2 separate regions of the Homo sapiens genome follow, and region 1 is linked to region 2. A link is an interaction called in ENCODE POLR2A ChIA-PET data of the cell type or tissue named here. Cell type or tissue: OCI-LY7. All regions are shown on one strand. Each heading gives the region's core, and the rest is flanking DNA. Links, peaks and the distances in the headings are about the cores only.

Evidence for each region. ChIA-PET counts read pairs that join two places held together with the same protein. Peaks named below come from ENCODE experiments on the same cell type or tissue, not always from the same donor. Only the 100,000 strongest peaks of a DNase experiment are listed, where the experiment ranks them.
Region 1: POLR2A ChIA-PET joins it to region 2 with 5 read pairs; 17 of 35 experiments call an interaction of 5 or more read pairs at or near these places.

What each region holds. Positions count from the first base shown.
Region 1 is chr1:207,304,548-207,317,075 of GRCh38, reverse strand. It overlaps LINC02942 (long intergenic non-protein coding RNA 2942), which reads right to left. Exons shown (of 4, transcript NR_186170.1): 4 at 2,895-8,609. All of the region lies in intron 1 of LOC107985251 (a long non-coding RNA gene), which reads left to right. Among named protein-coding and RNA genes, the nearest start is that of CD55, 11 kb to the left of the region's middle. RefSeq lists an enhancer at 1-492. In OCI-LY7, for the core only: no CTCF peak of the experiment used is centred there; a DNase peak (open chromatin) is centred at 7,005; H3K4me3 peaks cover 905 bases; H3K27ac peaks cover 1,145 bases.
Region 2 is chr1:207,035,354-207,047,314 of GRCh38, reverse strand. It overlaps YOD1 (YOD1 deubiquitinase), which reads left to right. Exons shown (of 2, transcript NM_018566.4): 2 at 1-3,466. LOC124904826 (small nucleolar RNA U13) reads left to right here and starts at 8,515; the gene lies at 8,515-8,621. It also overlaps a transcript of PFKFB2 not described here. RefSeq lists a silencer at 7,497-7,791. In OCI-LY7, for the core only: no CTCF peak of the experiment used is centred there; no DNase peak of the experiment used is centred there; H3K4me3 peaks cover 563 bases.

The DNA.
Region 1 (12,528 bases), core at 2,046-10,045, 270 kb before region 2:
GAAATAGAGAAGCCCAAGGTGTGAGACTTGAGGAGCCCCACGTTAGAAAGTACAAATGACAGAGAAAGGGAAAGGAGAAGGTAGTGGAAAGGAAAGAGGATTGTGCAATTTCTTGAAAGCCAAGGAATACAAAACTGTGAGCAAATATTATCACCCTCATTGCAAGTGAACCAGCTGGTGTTTAGGGAAGTTAAGAAACTAGCCCCAAACCACATGGCTTGCTGGCAGTAGAACTAGTGCTTAGGATCTTAACACCTCTGTTAGACTGGCCAGGCAACATTCCTCCAGAAAATCTCCCTTGCCATTGCATCATACCTGGTACCTTCCTCTATGCTACCAAAGTATGTAATGTGCCTATCTATGCCTCACATCTGAGGAACCAGTCTATTTCATATTTACATTCTAACTCAGCCTAAATTTATTGCCAACTTATCTTAAAATAGCCAATGGGCGGGGGGTGGGGGTTGGGGGGAGCTTTATATTGAGGCATTTTTGTCATGCAGCTGCAAATACAGGTAATTCTGCTTCACAGAATAAGGGTATTTTTTAATAAATGAAAACAAATGAGTGGACTCTCCCATTTCTTATACATGAGTTCTTCAGGAATTCACTAATCAAGGTATCAGTGTATTGCAGCAGACATAGTAGTTTTTTTTTCACTAGGTGCAGGTTCAGCAGGACCTGGGAAAAAGTGGTCTAATTCCATGTGACATGTTCACCTATGAAATGGCATCCTGCCCTGCAGCTGACTTCCCTGTGTGTGTGAGAACAGGCTCAGCAGCCAGGGGGAAATGCAATGCTTGACTTATGTGAGCAAATATTTATTTGCCAAGATCTAACTTTCTGAGACAACAGTGAATTTTTGCTACCTCCACTTTGGAGGTAGGGGCAGGAACAAGAAAATGTGTGTGTGCACACATGTGAGACTGTGTTCATGTGTGAACTTCAAACACAAATTTAGGTTTTGCAATAGTAACATTATTTATAGGAGCAATTGGGAAGGTTAGGAATCTTGTAGCCTTTAGCTGCATGACTCCTGAGCCATAATTTTTAATCTTGTGGCTAGTTTGTTCATTTTAGTATGTGTGTGCAAGAATGTGAGAATATGTTTGCATGTGAGAGTGTATGCATGTATGAGTGTGTAAGCGTGTGTGTGCATGTATGAACGTGTGTGAGCATGTGAGTGTGCATATATGAATGTGTGTGAGCATGTGAGTGTGCATATATGAATGTGTGTGAGCATGAGAGTATGTGCATGTATGAATGTGAGCATGTGAGAGTGTGTGTGCATGTATGAATGTGAGCATGTGAGTGTGTGCATGTATATGTGTGAGCATGAGTGTGTGCATGTATGAATGTGTGTGAGCATGTGAGAGTGTGCGTGCATGTATGAATGTGTGTGTGCATGTGTGTGTGTATGAAAGTCTGAGCATGTGTGTGCATGTATGAATGAGTGTGCATGTGTGTGCATGTATGAATGTGTGTGAGCATGTGAGTGTGTGTATGAAAGCCTGTGTGAGCATGTGTGTGCATGTATATGAATGTGTATGAGCATGTGAGAGTGTATGTGCGTGTATGAATGTGAGCATGTGAGAGTGTGTGTGCATGTGAGAGTGTGGTCCAGCACCCAACCGCTCTGAAACACAAATTTCCCACTTATAAAACAGGTGTAATGATATTACCTCATAGAGGTTTTGTGAGGAATAAAGGAAATAATGTATGTAAAGCATTTGGCCCATTGCTTGGCACACAGTACTCTATAAATATTAACAATAATGAATGATCATGGGTGATGACATGAATGAATGTTTCCTATAACAAGACTTGGCCACTTTTCATGAAATCTATAAATACAGCCATGTCATGACATACAGTTTTAAAATTCTGTAAAAGCAATATGAAATTCTCATGTATTAGCAATGTGGAGATCATTTAGTTGTTTTCCTTATTCTTTCCCCACTCAGTAGTATTTTTCCTTTAGCAAAGATTAGGTCATTTACCAAGATTCAGAATTGTATAAACATTGGATTCTTTACCTCCAATGTAGTCCCATCTGCAGTTTGTTTCCCTTGATTTAACAGCTTGCAAGTTAAGCAGATTTACAATTTAAGCTTACTAGAATTGCACAAGGGTAAGGAGGGAAGAAAGAAGAAATTTACATTGAAGGGATCACCTTCCATTGATACTCTCACTTTGAGACTTAACCTTGGTTAACCATCCAGCAGTGCCATGAGTAAACTATTATTACTTACAATTGCACATGTTGGGACAGGTTCAGAGGGGGAAATGATTGGATAAAACAATACAGATGGCAAAGCCAAGCAAAATTTGAACCCAGTTCTGGGGAGATTTAAAATTATGCTCCGTCCACTCTACGTGTTACCTTTTATTTGTTGGTGCATAATGAAGACTAAAGCGTTCCTCGATCTTTCTCAAAGTGTTCATCGGTGAGTATTTTCCTAGCACTGTTCTTTCAGATGTCAAATAAAATCCATTTACCTATATGATGATCATTTCTCTAGGATAAATAGTACTTTCTCATATAGCCAAATGTTCTGCTATGAAGAAGGTAATTTACTTCAGACAAACAATAATTGCAGGTTTTGTTGAAAACACTTCTGTTTTCTCAAGTCCCCCATCTGATACCACCTCCTCTACTACTTCTGTGACATCCTTTCCCCCTCATGTTTCCAGACCATGTGGCCTCATTTTGATGTCATTTAGTCCATTAGCCCAAAGGTCTATAATAATTATGTCAGGGTTTGTTTGTGTGTGTGTCAGGTTTGCATGGAAAAGAACCAATTTAGAAACTTCTTACATAACAGAGACTTACCATATGACCTTATATTTCCAAGTATGGACCCAGGAAAAATAAAAATGTCTACAAAGATTTGTACATAAATGTTTATAGAAGCTTTATTTATAACAGCTACAAGCTGGAAACAATTCATAAGTAGCTGAATGGTTAAACAAATTGTGGCACTTCCATACAATGAATACTACTTCACATTAAAAAGGAACAAATTAATGATACACACAATAGGGATGAATTTCAAAAACTTGCTGAGCAGAGGAAACTAGGCACATAGAGTGGATATTATATGATTTCATTTATATGAAGTTCCAGAACAAGCAAAATCAACTTATGATGATAGAAATCAAAGTAATGACTATCGGGAGTGGGGAGTGCAAGAGGGTAGGAGAATTTACTGCAAAATGGCAAAAGGGAACTTTTGGGGGAAAATGTTCTATATATTTATTGGGGTAGTGGTTACATGGTGTATACATTTGTCAAGACTCGTGAAACTGGATAATTTGAATGTTTCCATTTGTTTTATGTAAATTATACCTCAATGAAGTTGATTAAAAATCATAAAATGGAATCAAAGGTCTCAGATGTGGAGTTGGTGGGCTTTGGCAACAGTGAATCAACTGGGTTATGTGTCAAGAATAGCACAACCAAATACACCTTTTCTCGTTTTGCCCCCTAATTTTGTCAATCAGTTTGAAGTAGTGTTAACCATGGATGTGAAATAATTTGAGCCCATAAAGAACAATATCAATGGGCTTTGCTGACTTGCAAAACACTGAGTTGTTATATATATGAGAAAATTGGCAAAATCACAAAACAATTATAAGCATATTGCATTAATCATTTGATGTGGATAGTGTAACCTTGGTTGTTTACTATATTCTGAGAGACACAGTGTTGAATCAGAATGCTCACCAATTAACAAGCCATCCACAGGAACTTCTGATGCAATTTCCCATGAAAGGAGAACCAAGGAGATTCTTTTCTCCATACTGTTTGATCCCAGCCTGTTCTCACTGCTCCATCTGAAGAGCTAGTGATAGGTTCTCAGAGCTAATGAGGTAATTTTATGGATCTTTTCCACATCACCTCTCACCTGCTCAATGAATCCCCACTAAATCTTGTGCCAGGATAATGTGGCAGACAGAAATAATGACAGCAACAATTTAGATGAATGTAGGACTTATCATCTCTGGGGAGTTTTTCACTAATATCTCACTTAATTCTCAGATCCACTCTGTGAGATAGGTGTTATTATTAACCTCTAAATGAATTTCAGTGATTCTCTAACAAGTCCAAAGTCATACACCTAATAATAATCAGGGTAAAGCATGAACCCACATCATCAACTGCAGGTTTTGTGCTTGGCCCATCACACCACCCACACTTCACAATAAACTACAAAATAAAAAGCAGATCCCTGCAAGCACCATATTTTAAAGGGTGTTGTGTATTTGGTCTGCTCACTCCAAGCACCGGATTTTTACTTTGTCAGTGGGTAATGTAATTGCCCAACAGATTCTTCTTGCCCACTGTCCAGATGGAACTGATTTATCCAGATGGGAATTACAGTAGACAAAGTTTAATACATGTAGAGCTGGCTAAATTGGAGACTGGAGTTTTATTGTTACTCAAATCAGCCTCCCCAAAAAGTCAGAGGCTAGGATTTTTGTAAGACAGTTTGGCGGGTAGGGAGCTAGGGAATGGGGAATGGTGATAAATTGGGTCAGGGATGGAATCACAGGGAGTCCAAGCTGTCCTCTTGCATTAAGTCAGTTCCTGGGTGGGGGCCACAAAACCAGATGAGCCAGTTTACCAGTCTGGGTGGCACCAGCTGGTCTATCAGAATGCAGGGTCTGAAAAATGCTTCGAACACCAATCTTAGGTTTTACAACAGTAATGTTATCTATCAGAGCAATTGAGCTTAGGAATCTTGTGATCTCTGGTTGCATGACTCCATAATTCCTAATCTTGTGGGTAATTTTGTTAGTTTTACAAAGGCAATCTGGTCCCCAAACAAGGAGGGGATTTGTTTTGGGGAAGGCTGTTATCATCTTTGTTTCAAAGTTAAACCATGAGCTAAATTCCTCTCAAAGTTAGTTCAGCCTGTACCCGGGAATGAACAAGGACAGCTTGGAGGTTAGAACCAAGATGGAGTTGGTTAGGTCAGATTTCCTTTACTGTCATAATTTTCCTATGTCATATTTTTCTCACTGTCATAATTTTTGCAAAGGTGATTTCAGTAATATAACTGGCTCAGATATATCTTTGTAATAATGTCTACAGATTCCATTAATTCAGAAATTTAAAAGAATAAGGTGCATTAAGAGAATAATTATACCCATGCTTCAGAATTTTACCAGTTAAGTTAAAATACATGTAAATAAATTTAAATGCAATATAAAATACATTCAAGTGTAGATGTAACGATAATGTCATTCTGCGGCCAGGTGCGATGGCTCATGCCTGTAATCCCAGCACTTTGGGAGGCTGAGGAGGGCAGATCATGAGGTCAGGAGTTCGAGACCAGCCTGGCCAATATGGTAAAACCCCGTCTCTACTAAAAATACAAAAATTAGCTGGGCATGGTAGCGGGCGCCTGTAGTCCCAGCTACTCAGGAGGCTGAGGCAGGAGAATCGCTTGAACCTGGGAGGCAGAGGTTTCCGTGAGTCGAGATTACACCACTGCACTCCAGCCTGGGTGACAGAGTGAGACTCTGGCTGGAAAATTAATAAAAACTATAATGTCATTCTGATGTTAATTACTAAACACTTGTTATGCCTGCTTAGATATTTTCTGCACTATAGTTACTTCCCATATATCATTATCAGTTGTCCTTCAGGGACAGTGTGGTTAAAAATAATCACTCTGGTGACTCACTAAGGTTTTGCAATTTAACCATTTCATGCCCTCTTAAATAGAAGTTATGTTTAAACTGTTTACTTCTTTCATTCTCCATTGTTTTTCTTAAGATTTTTAGCTGGAAAACCGGCCTGAGGAGGTAATCCACAATACAGAAAATTGATTTTGAGCAAAGAGATATTAGGCTTATATAAACAGAGATTTAGAATGTGCTTAAATATCCAACTACACAGGAATGGTTAAAAACCTTTTAGTACATATATACACATTATTAAGTATTATGCAATTATTAGTTATGTATACAAATAAATTTGTAATGGAATATGAAATGTTTTATTAAAATGTTTAAGCAAGGCCAGGTGTGGTGGCCCACGCCTGTAATCCCAGCACTTTGGGAGGCCGAGGTGGGCAGATCACAAGGTCAGGAGATCGAGACCATCCTGGATAACACGGTGAAACCCCGTGTCTACTAAAAATACAAAAAAATTAGCTGGGTGTTGTGGCGGGTGCCTGTAGTCCCAGCTACTCAGGAGGCTGAGGCAGGAGAATAGCATGAACCTGCGAGGCGGAGTTTTCAGTGAGCCAAGATCGGGCCACTGCACTCCAGCCTGGGCGATAGAGTGAGACCCCATCTCAAAAAAAAAAAAAAAAAAAGTTTAAGCAAGAAGAAAATTCAATTGTAACTGTGTATTAACATGGAAACAAAGTTATTCAAAGAAAAGACTGAAAAATGTTTTATTAAAATGTTTAAGCAAGAAGAAAATTATATCTTCTATATATAATATGATAATCAATTGTAACTTTGTATTAACATGGAAACAAAGTTATTCATAGAAAAGACTGAAAAAAAATAACCAAACTAAGGGTATGTGAATAAGTTTGCTGATTTTTTTCTTTGTATATTTTTTCCATATTGAGCATGCTTTATTGTTACATCTAGAAAGCTTTACTTTCATTTTAAAAGAAATCCTGCCAGCCAATTCATAATCATAATAGTTAAGTATTTGATTATGCTATGTTGTAACTTATTGAAACCTAGAAACTCATTTTTTCAAAGCAGATACTCTTACTTGAACTTTTTGAAATTTAATTCCCTTTTAATTATATCTAGCCTTTGTAGTTTGAAAAACTTTTCTCCTTGGTAGAAAGATAAAATGCAAATTGTTTCTGTAAGTCCTTGTGGGACTTCTCATCCAGGATCCAGCCAATTCCACTCTCACTTACCCCAGGCTAGTTTGAGATTTTGATAAATCTTATCCAGACTGCCACAATAAGCCGTTACTTGTTCTCTTCCTGTCAGCTGATTACATGTACAATGTCCAGATTAAGTGCACATGCTCAGCAATCACTTCCCGTTTTCACAAAATAAAGTCCAAGCTTCTTAGTCTGCTTTCAAGGCCATTTATAATTTGTTATTAGGCCTTTCCTGCTTTGATCTCACAGGTTTTATTTGTGGATGAACAAAATGTGCTATGCTCTAGTCAAATTACCTTCCTCGCTGATCCCTGGCATGCTATGGTTACCACCTCTGCGTGTTGATTCACTTACAAGGAATGCCCTCCCCAGCCAGCTGGTCCAATTAAATGCTTCCTTGGCTATCAGTCTGAAGGGTTTGCACTCTCTTCTGATCTCCTAGTGTAATACAGCAATTTCCCCTAAAGTATGCTTGCATTAGTTTGTGACATCTCTTCCAGTATTATGTTGAACTCCTCCTTAAATCATATAAGGTTGTTTAGCTCTGTTTCTTCTTCCCCTCAATTAGATTATAAAGCAATCTGAGACTCCCTCGCCTTCTGCTTGGACTGGAATCCTACCTCCCTCTCTTATGAGCTCCATGACCTGGACAAGTTACTTCATTTTAGTGTGCCTCAGTTTCCTCATTTATATAATAAAATGGAGATAATAATGTCTATCTCATAGAATTAAAAGAGATAATATGTAAAGAACTTGGGACAGTGCCTACTGTACATATAACACCAATTAAATATTAACTGCCATAACTTATTAGAAGGTATTTTAATGTAAGGATTATGTTTCATATTTCTTTATATCTTCCACAACAGTTGGAAAATTTTACTAGGGACTGATGAGTAAAGATTTATATATTTGTTGACTGTTTTATTAACAAGATTAACTTTTGTTAATAAGACTATCCCAAGCAGGCAAATCTTGGGGACTTTATTAATACTCTATGATGTATCAACATTGTATTATGTGCTGTGCATACATTCTTTTACTAAGCATTCACAATAATTCTTTTCCCACATGGCTTTTATATGTGGTTTTAAAAATTTAACTTTAGACTATGTATGCATATGCATGTGTACAGGCAATTTAAAAAGCCAAATAGTACTTTAAGGAAATGAAACAGTAGTTCCCCAACCCAACATCCCTCCAAAAAGTAGAAATATTCAGTAGGTATTATCTGTTGACTTCCTGTTATGAAGATTTTAATTTAACTCTCTTAACACTCCCACATCCTTCCAGCATAATTAATTGCAGTTTGAAATTAACATTGTATTTATTGTATTGGTACTATGTAAAAATTGTTAACAAGTTAGCATGTAGTGTATTATTAATTTCCTTTTTTGTACCAAATTCTTTATACTTTTAGTTGGTAATTGCCTGATTTTGTTGTTTTCTCATTTTTTTAATGTACCTTTTGCTAACTTTGCACAGAACCATATACTTCCTTGAAACATGGTCAAAAACTTTAGACAAACTGTGAGTTCCACTTTTTTCCTTCTTCTTTTCAGAGTACAAACCTCTTGTAGTTCTTCATTGTCATTCACCAGTCTGGACTTTCTGTTACATCATCCTGAGAATTACCTTGCCTCTTTAGTTATTATTGTTGGATGCCTGGCTTCTTGAACTCTTGTCTTCCTTTTCTTATATTTCTCCGCATTTCGAAGGTGTGTATTCTCCAATAGCTTCCTGGAAAAAAAGGGGCATGGGGAGGTAATTTTCTTTTTTAGATTTTTTTAAATTTTGAAAAGGCTTTTATTCTGCCTACAAACTTGATCGATAGTTAGTCTAGGTCTTAAAATCTAAGTTGAAACCATTTTCCTTAGGATTTTGAAGGCATTTCTCCAATTGACATCTAATTTCAGAATTACTTTCAGAATATTAATGTCATTCTGATTCTTAATTCTTTATGTTTGATTCACTTTTATTCTATTGAAAGTTATGGTTTTGTCTCTAAACTTGGAACTCCGAAATTTTAATCACAATGTGCCTTGTGTTAGTCTGTTTCCATTCACTATGCTGAACCATTCAGTCTAGAAATTTGTGCCTTCCAATTTTGGAAACTATTATTATATTATTATTTTGATAATTTTTTTCAGTATACTCTTTTTAGAACTCTTATTAGTCAGACTGTTAATCTTTTTTTTCTTTTTTTTTTTTTTTTTTTTTTTTGAGACGGAGTCTCGCTCTGTCGCCCAGGCCGGACTGCGGACTGCAGTGGCGCAATCTCGGCTCACTGCAAGCTCCGCTTCCCGGGTTCACGCCATTCTCCTGCCTCAGCCTCCCGAGTAGCTGGGACTACAGGCGCCCGCCACCGCGCCCGGCTAATTTTTTGTATTTTTAGTAGAGACAGGGTTTCACCTTGTTAGCCAGGATGGTCTCGATCTCCTGACCTCATGATCCACCCGCCTCGGCCTCCCAAAGTGTCAGACTGTTAATCTTAGAACTCCTATTAGTTCTCTAAACCTTGTATCTTTTCTATTTTTGTTTCTCATCTTGTTATATTTTCTTAAAATTTCTCAACTTTTATCCAGTGCTTCTGTTGAACTTTTATTATTGCTGTAATATTTGTAATTTCCATGAGCTCTTACTTATTCTCTGAATGTTTTTAACCAGCATTATTTACTCATTTAACATATATAATATCTTCTTTTATATGTGATGATATTAAATATACAGGATTTTGCTTTGTTTTGACGGTGGTTTGTTTTCTTCTTCTGTTTGCATTGTCTGTCTTCCGAGTTTCTTTTTGTCCGTGTTTGTTAGTTTTGTTCTCTGTATTTCATGTTGGAGGCCTCCTCAAGCATCTTATGATCCATAATGTTTCCTTCAATATTTACAAATGAGACTCCAACAAGCTAGTTGTAAACTGTGTGTGTTTCCTGGTTGGCTTCAGTGTAGGGTTATTGGGTTGGGAACTTGACAGTGTGGGAAACAACCCCATATGTTAGCATCTAAAAGTATTTTCTCTTAGTCTCATTCATTTCCCTAAAAAGAAATCCTCTGAAGTCTCACCTGGAATGGAACAGAGAGGTATAAGCCTGGCTACCAACATTCTGGGATCTTAGTCTCACCAGGGAGTTACAGGTCTCACCATTCAATGTTTGCCTTTCCTACCCTTCTTCTTTCACTGTCAGTTTTCCTAGAGTTGAGAACTACTCTGATTTTGATTTTTCCATTTAATGCCCCTTGCCTCTTCTCTGGATAGGAGAAATGGCAAAAACCTTCTTTGTCAAACAGCACTTCAATTAGAAGCAAAACCATTAGTGCTTTGTGCGCACATTGAGCAACTGGGATCCTTCAGGATTGGCTGCTCTCGAGAAAGAAAGCTTCCCACGGGTCACCACACCCCACCCCACTACTTTATCCACAGGGAAGCAGCTGTATCAAATGGCCAATGGTCCTAGTTCCTGGCAGAAAGTAAAAGCATGATAATAGTCTCCTAAATGCTCTGCATATGAGAAGCGTCCTTCAGGTCTGTCGACTTTATATACACTTTCAACTGATCCTCCTATTTTCAGTTTAATTCCTAATCTCCAAAGGTTCTTTGTGCCTCCAATTTCTGAGCCTTTCTGGGGTTCTGCAGCATAAACAGACTGGCTACAGGCAGGAAGGTTTTAGCTTTCTACTTTCTGCTAAATCGGTAACAATTCAAACACCTTTCTGCATCTCCTCTGCCATTTATTCTTTTGTGTTTTTATGCCTTTAAAAAATTATTTTTAATTTTAGTTAAAATGACACTGTAATTTTAGTGGCATTTTGAGAAAGAGTGAAAATAAATACGAATAGTCACTTATTTTTTCAACAGAAGTCACTATATATATATATACATATACTATGTATATGTGTTACTGCTTAACCATTTCATGAAATGCTCTCTATTATCATCTTAAGAACAGAGACTCCTTTATCAGCTATATGAATTTAGCATCTGGCTAGGAACTTTGGAAAAACTGGATATGTCAAAATAGAGAACAGAAGTATATGTTGAATAATCTTCTTTGCCCCTGGAATAGAAATACCTAGCAAATAAGGCAAACTGTGAATCAGCTTTTCCCTCTTAAATGGCTTAAAGAGGGGGCTCTTCTTAACCAAAATGCTACCTAAAATGCAACAAAGTACATCAACATATGTCTTTTGCAAAGCCAATTAACTTGTAATTTATATTTTTAAAAATATTCAGATATGACTCATGTTTCTTAATAAAATTCCTTGACAAAAAGTGAATTCAAGGCCCAGGGTTTGCTGGAGATAACAATCCACCTGGTAAGACATGGATTTAGACTAATTTTTAATCACTAATTTTATGTTTTCCATGTTTAATATGTTTAATCACTAATGTTTATCATGCTTCTACTTTGTGCCAGGAACTAGGACCATTGGCCATTTGATACCGCTGCTTCCCCATGGATAAAGTAGGGGGTGTGGTGGCCCATAGGGAGTTTTCTTTCTCGAGAGCAGCCAATCCTGAAGGATCACAGTTGCCCAATGTGCGCACAAAGCACTAATGGTTTTGCATCGGATTGAAGGGCTGTTTGACAAAGGTTTTCGCTATTTCAAATACGTAACTGGAGTCTAAGTTTCCAAAAGGTGCTCCCAAGATAAAAAATTTCTGTGATGATATCAGCTTGCACTTAATGGACAAACCAGATTCTTTGAGAAATGTCAGTAGTTTTAATTTAGCAGCTGAAATCTGAATATGTTTCAGTGTTTCTTAGTGAAGCCTTTTCTGCTGCGAAGGATCCACAAAGTCCAGTGTAATTTCAGGATAAGCAGATATGATGTGTGGAGGGTGCAAACTGGCAGTCTGCATGCTGCTTCCAGAACGTGATGTGCATTGCTTGCCTAGGCTCCAGCCTTTCCACCTCAGCTGCTTTGCCCTTTACCTAAGATGTGATTTATTTATATACCTGCCTAACTCATTTTACTTCAGGATGGAGATTAACTATTATCAGCTTCAGGAAGTCTTCCGTAACCTTCCCACACACCTTGAACAATATTCTATTATAACATTTAACAAATATCTGTAATTGTTTTTGCCACTAGACCATGGCCTCTCAAGGACAAAGCTTAGGAATGAGTCATATTACCGCTCAACTAATACAGTGCATGACATATAAGATAGAGTCAATAAACATATGAATGAATGGACAATGAGTGACGCTGCCAAGAACAGAGATTTAGTTTAGTTCCCTTTCCTTTGATTAGCAATCTTGGTCTAGGTGTTATGTACGTAACAGCCATCATCTTATGGGCTTATAATAAAATAAATAAAACAATAAAATAACACGTCACTTAGCTATAAATGAATGAGTAATGTCTCTTAATCTTTCCTATTAATTGTGAGTCATAGGATCTGGGCATGGTACATAATATGTCCCATCATAATATTAAATATATTGCAGGGCGGTACAAACAAACCATTCTATCAGGCATAGAGAAGAATGATGTAGAGCCTAAGACTAACATAAACTCAAAGGGCAGAAAATAAGACAAAATATGCAAGCAAGGTAACAAACTGCATGCCATTTACCAGATTATAGTTCATTTTCCATTTAAAATTTAAATTATATTTAAATTCCATTTAAAGTAAAAGAAATGGTTAAAA
Region 2 (11,961 bases), core at 1-8,000:
CAGATGACATTTCTTGAGTACCTTTTGTGTGCATAGTTATTTTAGACAATATAAGCTGTTATGGTCAGCATAACTTAAAAGTGTTTAGTTTTCTATTTTACTGAGCCTTAAAAATAGCACTGATGAGCTTATGATACTTAATGTTTGGCAATCATAATGTGTTCAAATTAATGGGATTGAAAATCTCTCCACACCTGACTCTCATCTGATCTGGATGGTTTTGGTTTTGTATCTTTTTTACTTCTCCCAGAAAATACTAAATTTAAAACTGTAAATTAAGAATATACCACTAGATAACAATTATCAAATTGAGCTTTATGCATCATTACTCAGAAAGCTTGCCTTCCTTTCTTTGCTACTTCAGGACACAGAGTTGACATTTGCTTACTACAGCTTTAGATCTAGAAGTTTATTCGTGCAACAAATATTTATTGAGTAATTTATACTGTGCCAGGCATGTTTTGATATGTTTCTGTCATATGTTTTGATATGTTCCAACATAAGTTTCTGTCACTTTATATTCAGTATATATTTTCTACAGTGGGTAAATTTAACAAATGGAAAGGAATAGAACACTGATATTTTACAGAATTAAACCCCTTCATTGTAAGGGCTTTGTTTACATATTAAGTGTCAAGTATTTATTCAGGGGATCTTATTTCATTGTATTTTATCTGTTATCTAGGTTGTCCATTTACCGGTTGGACACTGATACTCTGTCAAATTCCTTTCAAAAATGACTCTTTAGTCTGCTGAAATTTAGCACTAGTACTTTAGTGTTCTGATCCTGGAAAATTCAAGGTGAAGCTTTATTTGTGGACCATCTGATTTAATTATTGAGGATTAAAAACCTAAACCTTTGCTCATTCTAAACTCAAGCTTTTAAGCCTCACAGAATTTACAGGGGTTTGCTTTTTGTTTGTTTGTTTTTTCATTTTTTACTGTGCTTATTAAACTCTTGGAATTAGTTATTAAAGGGAGTAAATTCTCATCTTGGGAATTTTGAAAATCTATGGACTTACAACTTTCAGGAGGATTAAATGTCTTAAGTTTTGTACTAGAGCAGAATGAAATCTTTCCTATTCATTGAGTTTTTGCCTGCCATAGAGGAATTTTTTTAAAAATTAAAATGACAGTTTATATTAGTGGCAAAGTGAATAAAGACCTCACTTTCCCACCCCACCCTTCTTCCTTTCTCTTACTTTTCTTTGGATTAAAGGTCAGGTGTAGTACTATGAAGATTCACTCCTGAATAAAGTGATTTCAGAAGCTAAAATTTAACATACCTGGAAATTTTGTGATGTGTTAGCCAAGTGAAGACATTAGTGTGTTCCATCTTTTGCTAATGGTTCATGGTTGATTTCTTCATTGTTTCCCATGAAATTAGCATAGTCAAGTGGTACCCTTGACGCTTGACTGCTGGTCAGTTTGACCCTGTTTTTAACAACTAATGTAGTCATGCCGCTTGATTATTCCATGAAGTCCCAGCAAAATAATAATGAGGAATTAACTAACATTATGTTATCTATCTAATTTGTCTGTGTCCCTAAATGCCCATGCCTAACTTGCTTCTCTAGTTTATTCCTTCTGTGGAGGGATTAAAACGTGGGTGTTGCAAGTTGCCCTAAGCTAAACATAGTTTTCTTACATCTTTTTGGGAAAAAAAATGGAATGGGAAGTATGCAAGATTAAGCAAGAGTGATTTTTTTTTTTTTTTGACAAATCAGGTGGCCTTCCTAAACATACTAAGAATTATGTTCTTTCATGTGTGGAGACACATTTGTTTGCAGCACTTTAAAAAATATATATGGAATAAAAGTTTACATGTTGGCCCTCTAGGGATCTAATTAAGGACATTAAAGTACAATTCTTGAGCTACTAACCATCAGCTCTTCTTAATCAAAGATTGCCATCAGTGTAGAGTGTATCTATTGGCACAACATTCTGGTGTTTTGATAACAGTAGAACTCAATTTCAGTAACTATTAGGAGCATGGTCTGTGCCCTAGCATTAAAAATGTTACTTATTATTATGTGAATATCTTGTATTATTATACAATGCAGTATTCAAATTTGTCCTTGTAGTGCAGAGATGACTGATAATTTCTAAAAGATTCGATCCTTAAAACTTGTTTCCAAGCAGACTTATAAGGAAGCTGATTTTTGAGTCAGAGGCCTTAAACGTGTCATATACAAGTGGCATCATTTTAAGTCCAAAGTGAAACACTTGATTTGAATAAGCTAGTTTATAAACTAAAGCTGTTTTCTTATGTTACAGTATTTCAGCACATTTCATTCCACATAAAAAGAATATTAAGTGTCCCTGGTTGTGGGAGAGTGTTTATTTTTCTCAAAATTATCTAGCATTTTGCTTACAGTGCTTTGAATGTTTGACTTAAAATTATTATTGATGTTGAATTGTAGGGTGCTGATTTAGGTCTTGATTCATACACATTTAAAGGAGGTTGGTAACCCCCTCATGGTAGAGTGAAGGGAGAAAAGGGCCAAGAAGACAAAGTACCACTGATAAAGAAGAGATTGTCAAATAGATGCATTCCTAGTCATGAATTACCCTTTTCCAAACATTTTTAAAGCAATGCCTTTGTGTCAACTCAACCCTTCTTCCCCATTTCTTGTCATAGAATGTAGCATGGCCATAGGTGAAAAAGCTTATCATTAAAGTATGAAACCATGAATTATAAGCATTTTGCCATGATGCCCTTTTATACATATGTTTTTAAAAGTACTAACCAACATATAGGAGTTTAGGAATGGTGAAGATATAATTTGATTAAGTTGTAGGTAAACAGAAAGGATCATCTTAGGCTCAGAATTTCTAATATGATTACATGAGTCTACTTTATAAACTGGTATAGGCTATGTAATTAGCCCGTAAGTTACTTAAAGGACCAGGGGACCTAATTTTTGTCAGTTTTCCAGTCACATTGGTGCCATTCAGGACTCCAGCTGTTTACAGGAAATATGTACTTAGCAGAATAGTATTTTTCCTTGAAAAAAATTTGAATTCAGCCTAAATACAGAATGAATATGAATAGTTTGTGAAAAGGGTTAGAGAACAACAATATTCCTATAGTTTCTGTATTAATGCAGTAGAGACAGAGGTTCCTAACGCAAAAAGAAAACCACAAGTAAAGACCGTCAAATTAGAGCTTTAGAATATGACTTGAAAAAGTAGGGATGGGCAAAACAGCATAAGAAAATATTTTTTCTTAATGCAGATGGACAGTGTTTTCTTGTTTTAAAAATGTTTTGCCTATTTGCCAGCATTTTTTGAAGTAATACACTGCTGCTACCTGGAAGATGTCTAACTTCATTTTCTACAACTCTTATGTGATTTTGCCATTGTCATTAAGATGCATTGATTTTATTTATGAGGTGTATGACTTTAAATATCTAAATGCTGTATTAAGTGACTTGTTTCAAAGGAATAAATGAAGTGAAAACGTTGTTTGAGTATATTTTGGGATCAGGGCAGATATGGCCACTGAACGGCTATTTTACTCAATATACATATTATCAAAAGCTTACCGAATCTTTAACTAAGGTACCAAAATCTGCCAAATATCACCCTTTAGGCGGACTCAATGAATGAGACAGGAGAAACTAAGGTATTTCTCCTTAACGAAAGGTTGAAATTCCCATTCATTGACTAAATTTTTTTCTAAATCCAATCCTACAAGTTGTAATTCAATATTTGTTGCTGACAAGTTGTCAGTGTGGAAAGGCTTAATATTTATTTTCTAATAGACTGCAATCTTTGTGAACTTAGATCTGTTTGAAAACAGCAACATCACTATAGGAGGGTTTATTTCATCTTTGGCAATGTCAACATTTAAACATGTATTTGAAGCAACCCTGTGGCTATTACAATTGGCCAGAGTTCAGGTTCCCTAACTAAACTAAACTATTTAACCCATTCTTTCTCATTGAAAGCTTTAAAATTATGGACGTGGAAGTATAATAATATCTAATCAGTTTGTACAGCAGCATAAAATATATTTCTGGGGGTCAGTGTACATCCAACATAAGAATAAGTCAAGCCAAACTTCACATTACAAGGTTCATAAAGAATCGGTTGGGTTGTGTGATGGAAGCTTATTGAATGATTAATTGTGCCCATAAAGCAATGCTTCCCAAAGTTGGTCATCACATTACCTGGGAACTTGTTAGAAATGCAAGTGCTCAGAAGGACATCAGAAATTGGTGAGACCCAACAATCAATTTTAGTAAGCCCACCAGGCGATTCTGATGCATGATTTAAAAAAAAAAAAAAAAGTTTGGGAATCGTGGCTATCACCATGGTGGTTTAAATGAACCATTAATCAACTTGCGAGAGATCTCTTATGGCTTATACCAGTTTTATGTCCTTAGCCTCATGCAATTCATTTTCACTCACCACTTACAGTTATTAAGTTTACAGATAATGTAAATCCAGAGAAGATTTGTAGAACAATGAATGACAATTCAAAAATCTCAACAAGCCAAAAAATCCTAACGTTGAATATTCCTAAATGTGAAGTCCTGCCCTTGAATTCTAAACAATCCATTATGTGAGTTCAGCATGAGGGAAAACCTGGCTTTATAGTTGGTTTGACAAAAGACGAAGCAATGGTACTTAATTCTAATTCTGATCCGAATAGAGTACTATGGCTTAGGTTGCAAAAATAGCTGCATTTTAATACTTGAAAGAGCAGGAAAAAGGAAGCAATAGTCTTTTTTTTTTTTTTTTTTTTTTTTTTTTTTTTGTGAGACAGAGTGTTGCTGTGTCGCCCAGGCTGCAGCGTAGTGGGGTGATCTCGGCTCACTGCAAGCTCCGCCTGCCAGGTTCACACCATTCTCTGGCCTCAGCCTCCCAAGTAGCTGGGACTACAGGCGCCCACCACCACGCCCAGCTAATTTTTCGTATTTTTAGTAGGAATGGGGTTTCACCACGTTAGCCAGGATGGTCTTGATCTCCTGACCTCGTGAACTGCCCGCCTCAGCCTCCCCAAGTGCTGGAATTACAGACGTGAGCCACTGCGCCTGGCCGCAATAGTCTTAATGTTGGTCATGTTGCATTGGAGGTTTGGATGTGGGTTTTACCTGTAAAATGTGGTGAAAAACAGGTTTGATGGCCGTCTTGGAGGCTGAAGAAATGAGGGGGAAAAGAAGAGATTGACATGTTAGCTAACTTCAAATTTTGGGACATGTATAAAAGATGAATTAGATTTATTCTCTGAGGCCCTAGAGGAAAGAACTCAGACTAAAAAAGGATAGATATTGTTGCAAAGTAAACTTACATTAAAAACCTAACAAGAATGAAAATGAAAGCTATCAAAATACATTAGTAATGGAGGTAGTCTTTTGCATGAGAAATAGTGCTAGAAGTCATTAGGTCCCTATCATCTTAAAATCTGTTTTACAGATGCTAGAGAGAATGTGGAGAAATAGGCACGTGTTACACTGTTGGTGGGAGTGTAAATTAGTTCAACCATTGTGGAAAACAGTGTGGCGATTCCTCAAGGATCTAGAACTAGAAATACCATTTGACCCAACAATCCCATTACTGAGTATATACCAAAAGGATTTAAATCATTCTGCTATAAAGACACATGCACACATATGTTTATTGCAGCACTGTTCACAATAGCAAAGACTTGGAACCAACCCAAACGCCCATCAATGATAGATTGGATAAAGAAATGTGGCACATATACACCATGGAATACTATGCAGCCATAGAAAAGAATGAGTTCACGTCCTTTGCAGGGACATGGATGAAGCTGGAAACCATCATTCTCAGCAAACTAACACAGGAACAGAAAACCAAACACTGCATGTTCTCACTCATAAGTGGGAGTTGAACAATGAGAACATATGGGCACAGGGAAGGGAACATCACACATTGGGGCCTGTCAGTGGGGTGGGGTGTAAGAGGAGGGATAGCATTAGGAGAAATACCTAATGTAGATGACGGGTTCATGGGTGCAGCAAACCACCATGGCACATGTATACCTATGTAACAAAACTGCACGTTCTGCACATGTATCCCAGAACTTAAAGTATAATTAAAAAAAAAAAAAAATCTGGCCAGGCGCGGTGGCTCATGCCTGTAATCCCAGCTTTTTGGGAGGCCGAGGCAGGGCAGATCACGAGGTCAGGAGATCGAGACCATCCTGGCTAACACGGTGAAACCCTGTCTCTACTAAAAATACAAAAAGTAGCCGGGCGTGGTGGCGGGCGCCTGTAGTCCCAGCTACTTGGGAGGTTGAGGCAGGAGAATGGCGTGAACCTGGGAGGCGGAGCTTGCAGTGAGCCGAGATAGCGCCACTGCACTCCAGCCTAGGCGACAGAGCGAGACTCTTGTCTCAAAAAAAAAAAAAAAAAAAAAATCTGTTTTAAATGCTAGTTATAACTACAAAAAGTAAAACGTAGTTTTTTTCTGTCCTCTTTACCATCCCATTAGAGCTTAGAAAAAGAGTGGCTTGTGCTCTTAGTTATGTGGCGAAGGCTACAAAGCAGGACATGTATTTGGCAAAGTGTATACTTACTGGATGGTAAGTATCTATGCTTATCTTATATCTTTAAGCCTGAATGAGACATTCAAGAACAGAAAAGCAGGCATTTCAAATATATTTTCTATTTTGTTTTGACTTGGATTGTCTTTGTCTCTATTTTGTTTATAAATTTTGAGGATGTTTACCAGACGAAAACAAGACACAAACATATTCCCCTAAGCCCACTGAAACTTTTATGATTTCCTCATAAAATGAATTCAAGAATTCCTAAGAAACTATTAATAGCTCTCAAAGAATGAATAGCCTTCTCTCTCTTTGCTTTAGTAGCTGCCACTCTTTTAACTTCTCTGCCCTTCTGACCTAGAATTCCTTCCATACACGAAGTGAAGTTTTCTGATCTTATTCCTGTGGCATTTCTCTGTATTCACTTGGAGGACTTCATTAGTGAATCTTGAGGTATTGGAGCAGATGTCATAATGACTTGGCCATGTTCTAAAACCCTAAAGATGGCCCTGTTGAATCACTGCAATAAGCCGAAAAGCTATTAATCTGGAGTTGTTTGGAGTTGCTGCTGACTCAGGAGTCAGGTTTGAAATCAATACCGAAGTTAAGTACAAAATGTAGACAAAATTATTCCCAATAACCCTTACCTATCTCACTGAGTGTATAGACATCACCATAACTTGTAAGTCCAACACAGCTAGTCCCCACGCCAGTGCTGGAAGAGGTCATGCTCACTCCTATGGTGCAGCTCTCTGAGGTCCCAACCTGCAGTGAGTGTGGCTCACTAGAGCACATTAATTGGTGGACCCTGAACTCTGATGCCTGTTCTCCTTGTTCTCTTAAGCTGTCAGAAGTACCACTCAGCCTCTCAGCATCTCAGCCACCCATTTTGGAACAGACAAATGTCTCCAGAGGAAAAGTGGCTGGCCTCAAATGTTGGACACAACACACCAGACCTATCCTCACCTTGATCCAGGCCTGTGTCCTTAGTGCCTGCCAAATTCTTCACTATCTTTTTGGCTCTACACTGCAAACAGCAGGAGAGTTTGTCTGAATTACCCAGTCCAGCATTCCTGGAAGTGGAAGTCCTCAGCAGCACCTTTCCTAAGATAATCAAGAAACAACTACCATAAAAGCGTGGGGTTTTTTTTTAAAACATGTAATCTTGGAAATATCAGGTATGAAACAAATGATGTAATAATTTTTCTGTCAACAATGGAGGAAAGAAGGGTTTCGTAAGAATTTGTCAGGGTTTATTTAGAACTGTCCAATAGGAAAAGTCACTTTATCAAGTAACCATAAATATTTTTCTAACACAGTTCATTTCCATTCTGTCGGATATTTATATTGAATTAAATGGAAATGTCCTTTTTATGGAATAAGAATCTATTTTTAGAGTCTGTTATGTAGGACATTTCATAAAATTACTATTCCTAATTATGGACAAAATTTTACAGTTACTGGAATTCCAAACTTTCTTCCACTATGACTTAACTGTTTTGTATTGGGGTTGATAACTCTTTCTCTAATGAATTTTATTGGATTGAATTACCTCTCCTAGAGTGTTAATATTATGGAGTACATTGATCAATTTGAGTTTTTAAACCTACAAAACTAAGGAGCAGATTTTGCATTATGTTGACATACTGCCAAAGTTACCCTCTCATTAGGTTCATCCTTTAACATCCAAAGATCTAGCCTTGTTTTTCTTACTCTTACAATGAAGATCAAGAAAATGATCTTGAATTTGGCTAGGAAAAGCTAAGGTAATAACTTATCTCGGAAAATTGTTAAATGGTTTAACAAATCCTCATTGAGCTTTTACTTATTGCAAAATATGGTGTCAAATACCTCAAGATTGCAATAATATTAATTCATTTAATAAACATTTCTGAATGCTAATGTCATACCAGGAACTTCCCTAGGTGGTGGGTATAATTTGGAGGGAAAGAAAAAACAACACTACAAAGAAATAAAAATACAAGTGCTATGAGATCCTTTTGTAGTTCATAAGTGTGATGATTGGGGTTTTGCACTTATGTGTGGGATGTGATGACTCTCTCAAACCTTGTTATGACATCAGCACATTACCTGTCTGATGTGAAAAATAAATACAGATGCTATGAAAAGAATAATTGGGTGGGAGAATCGAATTAAAATTGGTGAATCTGGGAAAGACTTTGAGAAGATGACATTTAAGCTGAAATCTGAAGCATGAATAAGAACTAATCAGTTGAAAAATAAAATCATTTCAAATAGAGGGTACAGCATTTGCAAACATGATGTTGCAGAAGGAAATGAAATATTTTTCAGACCAGTCTGGTCACAGTATGATAAACAGGAGAAGGGGACATGAAATAAAGTATTAGAAGCAGGCAAGGATCCAGATTTGCAGCATCTATAAGCTATATTAAGCATTTCCTCGAATTCATATTTAACAGGCTTTATTTGCTTATTTTATGTTTGTGCTCATAATTACTTTGTAAACTCCACAAGGGCAGGAACTAGTTGTGACTTTTGTTATTGCTGTATTCCTAACACCTAATAAGGGGCTGGATCTACAATAGACATTCGATATATAGTTGAATGAATGAACATGTGAATGAATAAAGTCAATGAAGTTTATTCCTGTAAAGGAATAAAGTTATCCTAAGATCATTGGGAGGATATTCAAGCATTTTAAGGAAGGCATCAGATTGATGTTCCTCAAAATTTACTGTAACTGCCCTGTGGAGAAGAGATTGAAGAGGGCGGAGTGGAAGTGGAGTACCAGTGAGGAGGAGGCTACTACAGTAACATATGGAAGTGATGACGGTGAGCATTATCATAGTTAGCATTTACTGAGTGCTCACAGTATACTCAGCACTCTTCATGTATTATCTCATGTAATCTTTACAATAACTCTATAAGTTATGTGCTATTATTATCATCTCTATTTTATAGATATGATTACTGAGAATTATAAAGTTTAAACTGCCTCAAGGACAAACAGCTAATAAGTGGATGATGGCTTGGGCCATGTAGATGTCAAGAGAAGAGGATAGATGTAATATATAATTTAGAGATAGGATCTCCAAGAATTGGTGATGTGGAATAATATTTACTCAATCAACTGGTAGGAAAAAGTGACATTTACTGATTCATGGAAGATGAAGGGGGGAAGTATTTGGAGAGAATAGAGAAGAAAAGAGTTAAGACATGTTAAGTTTGAGATGTTTGTGAATCATGTGAAAGCAGAGATCATGTAGGCATCTACAGGTCTGAAGTTCAAAAGATATATCTAAAGACAAAGACCTAAATTTTGGACTTGTTGACCTATAGATAAAAGCTGTGTGGATGGAAGAGAGAAGGTAGAGAGAGTGTATATAGGGAGGAAGACTCAGCACCAAGCTGCAAGTAACTCCCAACATTTAAGGAGCCAGGTAAGGGAAGAAGAACTAGCATTTAAAAGTTAGTTGAAGAAAGAGCCACCAAGGATAACTGAGGGTTCAGGAGAGATTAGAGAAGCAAGAGAACTTTATGTCATGGAATTCAAGAGAAAATAGTTTTTTAAAAAAACTGAAAGTGGCCAGCTGTGTTGGATGTTATAGAAAGACAAGATAGAGAAGAATTCAAACAGTCTATAGGATTTGGCAAACTGGAGTTCATTGATGACCTTAGCATGAGCTGTTTTAGGGGAGTCAAGGAGAAAGTAGCCAGATAGAAATGAGTTGAAGAGTAAATAGGGATGTCTGGTTAAAGATAACAAGTTGAACATATTCACTAACCTCCACTCTCCCAAAACTTCAGTAAAATGATAGTAATGGAATTACACTCAAGGACAAAGAGATAGTGGGGTAAATAATAGCAACAACATTTCGGAAGTTAGTGAGCTGCTAACTTTCAAGTAATTTTTAACAAATTAGTTAACAAGCAGTTGGATGTGTGGTAACTGACAGCAGATTTTAAAAAGCTGATGGGAATTATTTTAGGAGAAAGGTCAAAATGATGATGCAGGAGAGAAGGTTACAGGGATAGAGTTGGTGAAATGAGATTCAGAGCACACACAATGGATGACAGGATTTTATAGGAAAAACATGGTTTTTGTTGTTGTTGTACTGACAGGAAAAAAGAAGAAAATGGGTGCAGAGGAAGTTAGGTTTGTAAATTTGGGGATGGGAATGTGGCATTCCTGCCTCTTGACTACTGTTGTCATACTGAAGCTTTCAAAATTGGTGACAAAGTTGTTATATGAAAATGGAGTGAAAGAGAGGTAGACAGTTTATGGAGAGAGAAAAAGAGTGGTCTCAGAAAATGGGAAATCCAGCTTCCTAGAGAAAAGTAGTAATTGCCTGAAGTATAAAGTACCCATTTGAGGTTGTTACTCATGAAGTTATAGTGGTACTAATCTGCCTGTTATGCGATCAACATAAAGATGTTAGTGACTCAAAGGAATCCAGTAACACCAAATCAAAAGCAAGAGCAGGAAATGCTGACATGTGGAGTCAACCATTAAATGTGACATTTCTGGGAACCAAGACACCAGCAGGTAGGAGACAAGTGGTTACAGTCTATTCAGTCTGCCATGCTTAGAGTTTTTGCCATGTGATATAGTGTGAATGTTCTGTCCCCTCCAAATCTCATGTTGAAATGTGACCTCCAAAGTTGGAGGTGGACCTAGTGGGAGGCGTTTGGGTCATGGGGGCAGATCCCTCATGAATGTCTTGGTGCTGTCCTTTTGTAATGAGTAAGTTCTAAGTTCTCACATGAGATCATGCCCAGCCAAACCCCTTTTCCGTATCAATTACTAGGTCTCAGGTATTCCTTTACACCAATGCAAACAGACTAACGTACTATGTGATAAGTGTATGTTCCATGGCCCTGTCTATTGTTAATAATGAGTCATTATAGCAAATAAAATAAATATTAATAAATGTATACTGAGTACGCATGTTAGCACCTCCTTCCTCTCTCTTGCTCCCTGTCTCACCGTGTGACACTGCCTGCTCTCCCTTTGCCTGCTGTTACGATTGTAAGCTTCCTGAGACTCTTACCAGAAGCTTAGCAGATGCTAGCACCATGCCTGTACAGCCTGTAGAATCATGAGCAAAACAAACCTCTTTTCTTTTTTTGTTTTTTTTGTTTGTTTGTTTGTTTGTTTTTAAGACAGGGTCTTGCTCTGTCACCAAGGCTGGAGTGCAGTGTCATAATCATGGCTCACTGCAGCCTTGATCTCCCGGTCTCAAGCCATCCTTTCGCCTCACCCCACGAGCACCTGGGACTGCAGGTGCGCACTGCCATACCTGGCTAATTTTTGTACTTTTAGTAGAGACAGGGTTTTGCCATGTTGCCCAGGCTGGTCTCCAACTCCTGAGCTCAAGCAATCCCCCTGCCTTGGCCATCCAAAGTGCTGGAATTACAGGCATGAGCCACCATGCCAGCCAAACCTCTTTTCTTTATAA